Regions from separate parts of the Homo sapiens genome. Here region 2 is linked to region 1. Evidence: chromatin loops called from intact Hi-C (ENCODE). Cell type or tissue: mammary epithelial cell. All regions are shown on one strand. Each heading gives the region's core, and the rest is flanking DNA. Links, peaks and the distances in the headings are about the cores only. Region 1 overlaps FRMPD4 (FERM and PDZ domain containing 4). Region 2 overlaps FRMPD4 (FERM and PDZ domain containing 4).

Region 1 (5,390 bases), core at 99-5,098:
AATGGAAATTGTGGAAGAACTCCACCTGACAAAAGTTCAAATAGTAGAATTAGAGAAAAGATGTGCAAAAACAGATTTGGGAATAATAATCAGATCATTTGTTGAATGCCTGTCACGTATAAGACACTCTTCTAGCACCTTTTGCTTACATTCTCTCTATTCCTGACAACAAATGTAAAAGGTCGGTAGTTATATATCCATTTATATCCCTATTTTATAGCAGATGCAACTTATTCAAAAGAGGTTAAGTAATGCATTCACGGTCAACAGCTAATAAGAGGCAGCAGTGAAATGGAAGTTGAAGCAAAGTCTGTGCACTTATAGCAACTAGACAGGAATAAATATGAATTTTGAGCTGTTGGTAAGTGGGGTATTGTTATTATGTACTTTTTTATTATGAAAAATGTTTCATGGCTGACATGGCATTTCTACTCTGTTTTAAAAGATTTTGGCAACAGCCATGAGCCAGTTCAACAATGTATGTCAGATTTGTTTAAAGGATTTTCAAACTGTAGCACAAAGACCAAGCCTGTGCAGGTCTCACATGTTCTTGTGTTTGATAACATCTATTGTTTACAAAATGAGAGATGCTTTATCACAAGGGTTGTTCAATGGATTGGGCTTCTTACTGCTAATGTGACTTGGGTCTGTGAACTCAAAGATGAGAGTTGAGAGCAAGAGAGAGAGAAATTGTAAACTCTTATTCTCAGGGACTGGGTAGAAAAGGGAGAGGCTATCTAGACCACTGACTTTTAATCTTGTTTGATCAAAACCCACAGTTAGAAATACATTGTATAATACATTTCAGGACATACATATGTACATATTTATAAAACAATCAATAATGAACAGAATATTTGTAGTTAGTATGTATGACAAACACTGATGCTTGCTATTTTAGTCTATTTAACTTTTCATACTAGCCACCACCCACTGCAGAGATTTTGCATTCCACTAAGTAGCAACTTGCAATACTGAAAATATTAGAATATTGAAAAACATTATTTAGAGCACACATTTTGGGGCAATTGAGGTGTTTTGAGGGCCTGGAATAAGGAATTAGTATTCCTCTAGTGGGAAGAAGATAATCAAAGAGGCTCTCATCTTGAATTGTAGCACCCATTATTCCCACGTGTTGTGGGTGGGACCTGGTGGGAGATAATGGAATCATGGGGGTGGTTCTCCTACACTTCTCTTGTGGTAGTGAATAAGTCTCATGAGAGCTGTTGGTTTTATAAGGGGGAACGCCTTTTGCTAGGCTCTTATTTTCTCTCTTGTCTGCCACCATGTAAGATGTGGCTTTTGCCTTCCACCATGATGGTGAGGCTTCCCCAGCCATGTGGAACTGAGTCCATTAAACCTCCTTTTGTCTACACATTACCCAGTCTCGGGTATGTCTTTGTCAGCAGCATGAAGGCTGACTAATACACCAGGGGTGGCTCCACCCCTTTTGGGGCATTTGGAAATGGCTATGAGCATGATGTAGCTGTCGCAATGAGAGCGAGCACTGCTGGCGTTTGGTGGTTGGGGGATGGAATGCTGACTGTGGTGAGGAGCGTGGGCAATCTTGCATAGCAAAGTTTGTCCTGCCCAGCATGCCCATAGCTCTCCAGTGGAGGAATGCAATGTGGACCTTTTTGCCACCAAGCCAGTCTGGTCCCTCAGATCCCTAGCAGCCAAAGACTAGATCCCAGGGACTCTTTGGGCTAGGCTCCTGTGGTTCCAAATGACGAAATTAATACCCCAGTCCTAAATCAGTGATGGCAAGAAACCTATCAGGGAAGCAACATGGATGACCAAGGCAGAATTTCTCAACCTCGGCACTGTTGATATTTGGGGCCAGATAATTTTTTGTCCTTGAGAGCCACCTTGTACTTTGAAGTATATCTAGCAGCATCCCTGGCCTTAATGCTAGACGTCATAAGCACTGCTTTTCACCCCCCAGTTGTGACAACCAAAAGTATTGCCAGATATTGCCAAGTGTCCCCAGAAGGGCAAGTCCCCCTCATTAAGAATCACCAGTCTAAAGTAATGAAGAGAACGCCAGACAACTTTTATTAAGAATCACCAGTCTAAAGTAATGAAGAGAACACCAGACAACTTTTTAAATGAATTTCATGTAAGAACAGGCACTTCACAAGTAGCATGCCTGGAACAAGCCTGCCCCCTCCTGCAACTTTTCTGAGTCAGATGGAATCAATGCAACACGTCAGTGGTTTATGGTCTTTTATATTTCCCTAGGTTGCAAGTGGTTAGTCATTTTACAGCCTACCTACGTCATGGATCCAGGGCCTTATTCTGTTTGTTTACATGTGAAATATATAAATTGAAGTCTGTACAGATTCCTGGTAAAATCCAGTTAAGACAATGCATGACACATGGGGCCACTGCAGTTATTATCAAAACAACATACAAAAATAAGCATCATCCCTCTGTTAAGGTCCCTTAATTCTCACTGTGTTTCCTTTCTATTTCATCACATCAAACTAAATGCAGTGTTGCCTTCGAACATCTGCTTTCATAATATAAAGCTGTCTTTTCAACATAAATCTTACTTTCAACTTCCCTAGGAAACATGCTTTGGATTTAGGTGTCACGGGTGGTGACTGTCCTTGTAGAGGACTGTCGTGGTAAACAAAGGTGATATTTGTAGAATGGTAATTAATCACATGCAGCAGGTAATGCTTGAATCTTTTTAGAATCCTCTGACTGTGCATGTTCAGGGAATGATGGAGTGTTTGTATACTCAGTCAAAGTGAAAACATTTTGTTGTTTCCAGACAAAACAAGCCTCTCTTAAAATTTATTGAATTCCTATTTCTGATAAATGAAATGATCTATGCATTTGTTAGAATTTTGTCCTTTTAACGGTAACTACATTTAGAGCTGAAAAGAATAAAAATTTATTATTTAAAATTCATGTTATCGGACAATAAGAGGATCACAGGATTTGAGTAAAAAAACAAAAACCAAAAACAAACAAAAAACAACTACCTAATTCTTGGCCCCGAAACACTTTAATAAATAAAATGAGCTCCTTTCCTGTAAATAAAAATTGCTAAAATGTACAATGTAGACTAGGCAAATTCAAGACCAATAAGTACAGTTTTGGTCCTTCTGAATTTTATTACTTCTGCCATTGATTGAGTTAAGCAATCTTTGGCTGGAAAGAAAATAACATTCCTGGCATATGCCTAGGAAATATTAAATTATCCAGGCAAATGGGTTTGTTTTTTTGTGCAAGGAAGACTAATAGGAATTATTGCTATCTTCATGGAAATACAGGGATCATAGGTCGCTTGTACTGAAATGAAGGTGCTTCTATTTCATGCTCTTAACATTTACATATTTGATTTCAAATTAAGTGATATGTTGAAGATTAAACATCTTTGGATACAATGAGTGTGGAAAGACACATCTGATCTCATGTCAGTCTTTTCCTACTGAGTAGTGCTACCAATCCAATATACACACAACCATACTCTCCATGTTGAGCAGGCATGGACTTAATGTCCCCTCTGGTTGATGCTTAAGGGTGCTTAGGATCCCGCTTGAACAGCCCACCTCTGCTCAGAAAACTAGCTATCTGATGGCCAAGCACCCTGGATACAAGGCTTAAAGGAATTAATTCTCTATTTCATACCTGGCTGATCTGTTCATACATGCAGAAATCCATGAGTGTCCCATGCTATTTGAAATTCTAAATGAAGGAATTTTCACAATACGTATTTAGGCCAAACTGATTGTGGTCAACCCTCTGCTCTCTGAGAAATTCTTTAGAGAGAAAAACCATAGGATAAACAAATACTGGATTTAGCAATCAGAAAAATTATTCTTAAAACTTTTTTTCTAACTTCCCAACTGGGCAACTGTGGACAAGTTGCTCAAACTTTTTGATCCTCACTGTCCTTGAGTGTTAAGTAAGAGTTACCATTTTAACTACCCTATATCTCAATATTGTTGTCAGTATTTGAGACAGTAATATATCTCAAATTGCTTTGGAAGCTGAGTGCACTCAAAATATAAGATACTGTTGTCGTTTTTTCAGTAACTGAAATTGGATTATCAGAATGACTGGACTTGGAGAATTAGCCAGAAAAATTTTTCTTAAAATAATGGAATAATCCAACAAAATATAATACTGACACAAATCATGCTACTACTAATAATGATGCTTTTCACTTATTTAGTACAGGATAAAGATTGTTGTTCTCTCTGTTTATGATAACTTTAGCCAGTTTGTCTCTTGCCTTCATCTTGGATTCTGATTTTATGTTTCACTACTCATGATATCCTTATTTATAGGCAGTTCAGGCCAGGCAGGGTGACTCACGCCTCTAATTACAGCACTTCGGGAGACCAAGGTGGGAGCATCACTTGAGCCCAGGAGTTTGAGATCAGCCTTGGCAACATAGGGAGACCACCATCTCTATTAAAAATTTAAAAATTAGCTGGACACGGTGGTACATTCCCATAGTCCCAGCTACTCAGGAGGCTGAGATGGGAGGATTTCTTGAGCCTGGGAGGTGGAGGCTGCAGTGAGCCATGTTTGCGCCACTGCACTCCAGTCTGGGTGGGAGAATGAGACCTTGTCTCAAAAGAAAAGAAAAAAAAAGAAATTATAGGCAGAAATTATTTGAACTGGCTCTCCTTTTATTCCTGTGAAGAGATTTTCTAAATCCATTGTGCTAATATTAGGGGAGAGAGATGTATTATTTAAAAGCCAAAGGAATGATTAAAAAAAAATAGAAACAAAAGCTACAAAATTAATAAAAAGAAATCATAGGGATAAAACATCCTAACTCTCTCTGTTTGGGTTAGGTTCTATGACCTGTAATAGAAAATTAATAGTAACAGTTATATATAATAATGATAATAAACAGTGGTGTTAAAAGACAGAAGTTTATCTGTCCTATTAAAAAAAAGGGAAGTTGGGTAGGACAAGGCTTGGTTGGACACTGCACAGTCACCAAGGGAACTTTCTGTTCTACCATTATAGTGAATTGCTTTTAATTTCAAGTTCATCTCATGTTGTAAGGTAGCCTATGAATCCATGACACTGACCTCTACATTCCAGAGAATAGGAAAAGGATTGAGACAGAAATAAGGAAAGACATATGATTTCTCAGCATAAAGCAAATTTCATGGAAATCCCATTCAATATTTTCACTGCAATATCATTGCCCACAGCTTAATCACATGGCTTCAGTGAGCTCCAAGACTGGAAACATAGCCTTTTAACTGCTCATACTCATACTTTTTGAAAGAGAGATTATTTTACCAAGGAAGAAGGGAAGCTGACTATTGGATAGCAGCCAGCAAAAACTGCCATAGTTTTCCTCAAATAAACATGTAACCATCTACTAAACTGAGATAGAATGTTTGATGGGG
Region 2 (5,390 bases), core at 280-5,279, 160 kb after region 1:
TACCCAGCCATGCCTGTTTCAGCTTCAGGAGGGATCAATGTCTGAAGGTCAAGTTCCCACCCATTGGGGTCCACTGTGGGAGTATCAGAGGTCCTACTAGTGTCCTGGGTTCCAGCCCTGGCCTCCCCACTTCTTCCCTGTGTCTTAGTGCCTCCCAGCCTGGGGCCTTGTCTGAGGCTCCTACCCTGGTCACTGGGGCTCACACTGCATTGGTTTTGCTGGCTCACTCAGGGTCTGGAATTCTGTCCTCTGACACCCAGGCCTCTCCGTCTGATCTCCTGCCCACCTGAGTTCTGCCCACCTCTCTTCATCCATCCCAAGCATATACCATATCATGGTAGCTGCGTCTAATCTCTGGGTCCCGAAAAACACCTGCACCCACCCTATAGTGCCACCAATCTCAGCCTGGACTTTTCTATTAATAGAATGGTGGTGAGACACTGGGGATAGCACAATACTGGGGCCAGCATCACGGGTGTGTGACCCATTCAGTGACACAGGACCCTGGGCTGGGTTTCATGTTCTGCTGTCTTGAAATTAGTCATGTTTGAATGAGAGGCTCCACATTTTCATTTTGCACTGTTTCTGCAAATTATCTAATGTGCCCCACACTTCAAATCAGAAGACCTGGTATGGATTGCACCTGGCTTACACCTGAGAAAAGCGTGACCTTGGCCAAGTTATTTTTCCTATCTTGGCATTTGCAAAGAAGGAATGAGTGGGGTAAAACTGTCTCCATCGTAGGGGAATTTTAAGAATGAAATAAGGTAACAGATGAGTGTTAGCACATGGTGCACAACATGTTAGTTCTCAACTAACACTTCTCTTTTTCCTACTGTTCCACCTCCCAAGAAGCTAAGTCGAAAAGACACTTCCTTTCTGTTTAAAATGGATTTTAAATGTTTGTTTTCCTAGATAGTGATATATACCTAAAGGAAAGATCTTAGGAGTTGTCATTGATCTTACCTCATTCTTATTAATTATGCAGAAAGACAACAGGATTCCTTCTTTGCTATCTTTCTTTATTACATTGAACAATATGTTGTCCAGATGGCATATAGAGTAGCATCTTCCAAGATATTTTTAAATGATCTTCTTTTACTTATTGAAGAAGATTACAGGGAGAGAAATTTGAATTAAACCCGTGTCATTGAAATAATCTTAGCTTACATTACATTAAGGAGATTTCTATTATTCAGACTAATAACTTTTCCCCAAAAGAAGGCTGCCTTGAACAATGTGCATGAGTGAAGACTTCATCAAGAGTCATGGGAGTGAGTCTTTGGCCCAACCCTCTGGCATACCAGCCATGGGCCCTTAGTGACAATAAACTAGTATTTTGATCTCAGTTTTCTTATTGGTAAAATCCACAAAATAATACCAGTTCTGCCCTCTCATTCTCAATTTGTGTATCAAATTAGGTATTTGTGGAAGTATTTTGAAAATTTTTGAATGCTATACAAATTTTGAGTTGGGATTATTGATAAGACTTCTGAAGTTTAGGTGTTAATGAAAAGATTCATTTGAACCACTTGAAAATCTTTCCGGAGAACAAATGCCAAGAGTTAAGTTCTCAACTTCTTTGGAAATGGAGATGTGTTTGACAACAGGATAGTGTGTCACCACCAAAATAATCCACTTCAATTTTACTGCGGCCAGAAGCCATAGGTATTACCTTCTAAATGTCTGAAACCCTCTGAGGCTGTTTCTAAGCATATCAGTTATAACTTAACAGCTTTTCACAAAGAAATCTCTTTTTCTCTACTTATTAATTCAAGTACTAATTGAGAATGTACTATGTGCCAGATACAGTTCTAGGCACCTGAGATAAATCAGTGAATAAAACCAAGTTCCTTGCCCTCATAGAGTGTATGTTCCAGTGTATAGAGCAAAACAACAAAAATAACCATAAAATTAAGTATACTGTTGACCCTTGAACAACATGGGGCTTGGGGCGCCAACCCCACATGCAGTCAAAAATCCACGTATAACTTTGGATGCCCTCAAAACTCAATTACTGATAGCATACTGTTGACCAGAAGTCTTACCAATAACATAACAGTTGATTAACATATATTTTGTATGTTATATGCATTATACTCATATACTGTATTCTTACAATAAAGTTAGAGAAAACAAAATGTTATTAAGAAAGTCATAGGGAAGAGAAAATATATTTATTAATCATTAAGTAGAAGTAGATCATCATAAAGTTCTCCATCCTCATTGTCTTTACATTGAGTAAGTTAAGAAGGGGAAGGAACAACAGGGGATGGTCTTGCTGTCTCAGGGGTGGCAGAGGAGGAAGAAAATCTATGTATAAGTGGACCTGTGCAGTTCAAACCTGTGTTGTTCAAGAGCCAACTGCATTCTACAGCACGTTAGCATGTGATTAGTGCTGTGGGGAACAAAGAAGTAGAAGGGCATAAAGGGGATCAGGCATGTTGGGGAGCAGGGTTGCATTTTTAAAATGTATGGCCAGGACAGTCCTCTTCAAGGTCATATGTGAGCACAAGCTTGAGCGAGGTGAGGCTGGGCCATATGCATATCTGCAGGATAGGCATTCCAGGTTCGAGGAACAGCCAATGCAAAAGCCTGAAGCAAAACTGGCCCAAGTAGGCCACGAAAGAAGCATGACTATGGGTCTCCCCAGATCTTTCTCACTCTCTACCAAAAAACAGGTTTTGAAATTAAAGAGAATATGATTGCCAGGCCAATGCCTAAGACATACATTGATGCCTTGTTTCTCTTGTATGTGCTTTCTCCACAGTCACATGACACAGGCAATCCCTTTTGACGACCCTCGGTTAGAGAGCTGCCAAATCATCCCTCCGGCTCCTCGGAAGGTGGAGATGAGAAGGGACCCCGTGCTGGGATTTGGTTTTGTGGCAGGCAGTGAAAAGCCAGTGGTCGTTCGCTCAGTAACACCAGGTAAGCACCCAATCCCAGTTCTTGGTTTCCTGGGAATGTCTGCCACACTCTGCCAGAATAACTACTGTTCAGTTTCATAAGTGTCCAGGCTGTGAAAGCTGGATATGTTTTTCCAAAACCTGGATAGAGTCACTTCACCAGAGGAACAGAAATGCTTCCTCAAACTAGGTTTTAAACTGCCAAATCCATCATTATCACCAGACTCAGGAAAATACTGAGCCATCATCTATAACCATGGAAATGAATCACTTCTTAACTTATGAATGCAGACAAGAAGAGGCAGGCCCTGTACTGTATTACAGTAAGCCCATGATGAATTCCTTAGTGAAAAAAAGGAGGAAGTGGTTACAGTAGGATTTAGTCATAGGGGTAGTTGGATTATTTCACAAGTATGCACTCCCCTCCCTTCTCATTAGAGGCAAAATAAAGGGAAAACCATACTCCATTGCTGTTGGGCTGGATCAGGTGATTGACAATGGCCAACGGCATATTAGCAAAGATGACATAAGCAAAGGCTTGAGACGTGCTTGTGCAATTGAGCTTGTTTCCTGAGCTTCTGCCATGGCTATAAGAAGAGAGTTTTTGGCTGGGTGCAGTGGCTCACGCCATAATCCCAGCACTTTGAGAGGCCAAGGCTGGTGGGTCACTTGAAGCCAGGAGTTTGAGACCAGCCTGGCCAACATGGCAAAACCCCATCTCTACTAAAAAGACAAAAAATTAGCCAGGTGTGGTGGCGCTTGCCTGAAGTCCCAGCTACTCGGGAGACTGAGGCATGAGAATCGCTTGAACCCAGGAGGGAGAGGTTGCAGTGAGCTGAGATTGTGCTACTGCACTCCAGCCTGGGCAACAGAGTGAGACCCTGTCTCAAAAAAAAAAAAAAAGAGTTTTCCCCAGGTAGCTGTGATCTCTTCCATATGAGCCCCATAATGAACACACGAGGCAGCAAGCCTGCAGTGGGGAGCCAAGTACAGCCTCATCTGCAGTTTGGTACACAACTGTCCAGCTAAGCCTAGCTGAAATCAGCCAGCCTGTGGTTATCCTAAAGACCCATAAGCATGAGAAGAAATGATCATTGGTCACCTGTTGAGCTTGGGGGTGATTTGTTATCCAGCAGATGCTGACTAATACAGTATATGTCAAATCTTTAAAATTCTACAATATGATTAGATAATTAATGTACTTTCCCTCAATCTTCGTATTACAGTATACAGATGTTCCGCTGTCAACACAGCTGAATACAGTGGACTATGATGCAATCGCCTGAAGTGGGCTGCCTTTACCTTTCCAGAAACAATGTGCTTTTATTATTTATTTATTATATATGTATTTATATGCTTACTGTAATGGACTCATATTGGATTTATTTTCAGAAAAAAAGGGGAATTATCTTCCATGCCCTTTCTTCATAGGATTTTGCAAATCAGTAACAGGATTCAGCAGTAAAGTACTACACTTAGGAGCACAGACTCTGGCATCAGACTGCCTGAATCTGACTCCTACCTCTGCCCCTTTTTAGACTTTTTAGCTTCCATGTTAAATTCCCTGCATTTCAGTTTGATGTAACTTCTCTACATCTTCTGTATAATGGGGATCAGAGTAGTATCTACCTTGTAGGGCTATGGAAAGGATGCAATAAATTAGAAGAGTGCCAGGCACATCCTGGTCATTCCATAGATGTTTACTTTTATTGTTATTGTTATTTAACTCTAAAATGTTTGGCCAGTTGAGTGTCTCAATTAAGGGAAACGAAACTCAAGTAGCGTCCTGGTATAGATTTTAAAATTTGGTTTCATTTTTCGTTTTTCATTATTTTGACATAATATGCCCCAGGGCAAGCACCACAAATAATTAACCACTTTAGACTTGTGCTATCTGCTAAACTTTTTTATTTCATTAAATGTAGATCATATTTTAGTTCTCTGTGTAAGATTGTTGAGCTCGACACAATTGAGAATTCTCAAAACAGATCTGTTGCTTCTTATGATAACATGCTTTGTAAAAAAAAAAAATAGAAACAATGTAGATAGTATAGAGGAGAAAGTAAAAAAAAAAATCACCTAAATTCCTACTACCAAGATATAGCCATTATTGATGTAGACAGCAATAATATGTATAGTAGATATAATTCCGTGCATACACAAACACACATATGTAATACATATGAGATCATATATTTTACACATACATAATACATATATATAGATGTATGTATGTATATGCAGACACATTTTTTCCTAAATGGAATAATATTTGGCATGCTGTTTTATAATATTGGGATAATCTAACATCTCTGATTATGAGATTCTCCGAAGTATGTGTCTTCCCAGGAGCTGAATGAAGATTCAAGTCTTATTTTTTATTTTTTGGTATCATCTCACTGTTTCTACAACCTCTCTCCTTCCTGGCCCTCAATTCTCCTTAGCTTCAAAGACACTAATACCTACTCTTACACAATTTTG

Evidence for each region. A loop is a pair of places that touch in the nucleus more often than their neighbours do. Peaks named below come from ENCODE experiments on the same cell type or tissue, not always from the same donor. Only the 100,000 strongest peaks of a DNase experiment are listed, where the experiment ranks them.
Region 2: it touches region 1 in a loop (4-fold over the local background); 1 of 110 quality-filtered maps calls a loop at or near these places.

What each region holds. Positions count from the first base shown.
Region 1 is chrX:12,445,394-12,450,783 of GRCh38, forward strand. The region is part of intron 1 of FRMPD4 (FERM and PDZ domain containing 4); the gene reads left to right. Among named protein-coding and RNA genes, the nearest start is that of FRMPD4-AS1, 73 kb to the left of the region's middle. In mammary epithelial cell, for the core only: a CTCF peak has its summit at 2,171; DNase peaks (open chromatin) are centred at 1,468 and 2,198; H3K27ac peaks cover 2,139 bases.
Region 2 is chrX:12,606,951-12,612,340 of GRCh38, forward strand. FRMPD4 (FERM and PDZ domain containing 4) reads left to right here. Exons shown (of 17, transcript NM_001368397.1): 3 at 2,771-2,931. Among named protein-coding and RNA genes, the nearest start is that of PRPS2, 180 kb to the right of the region's middle. In mammary epithelial cell, for the core only: no CTCF peak of the experiment used is centred there; a DNase peak (open chromatin) is centred at 3,271; H3K27ac peaks cover 1,984 bases.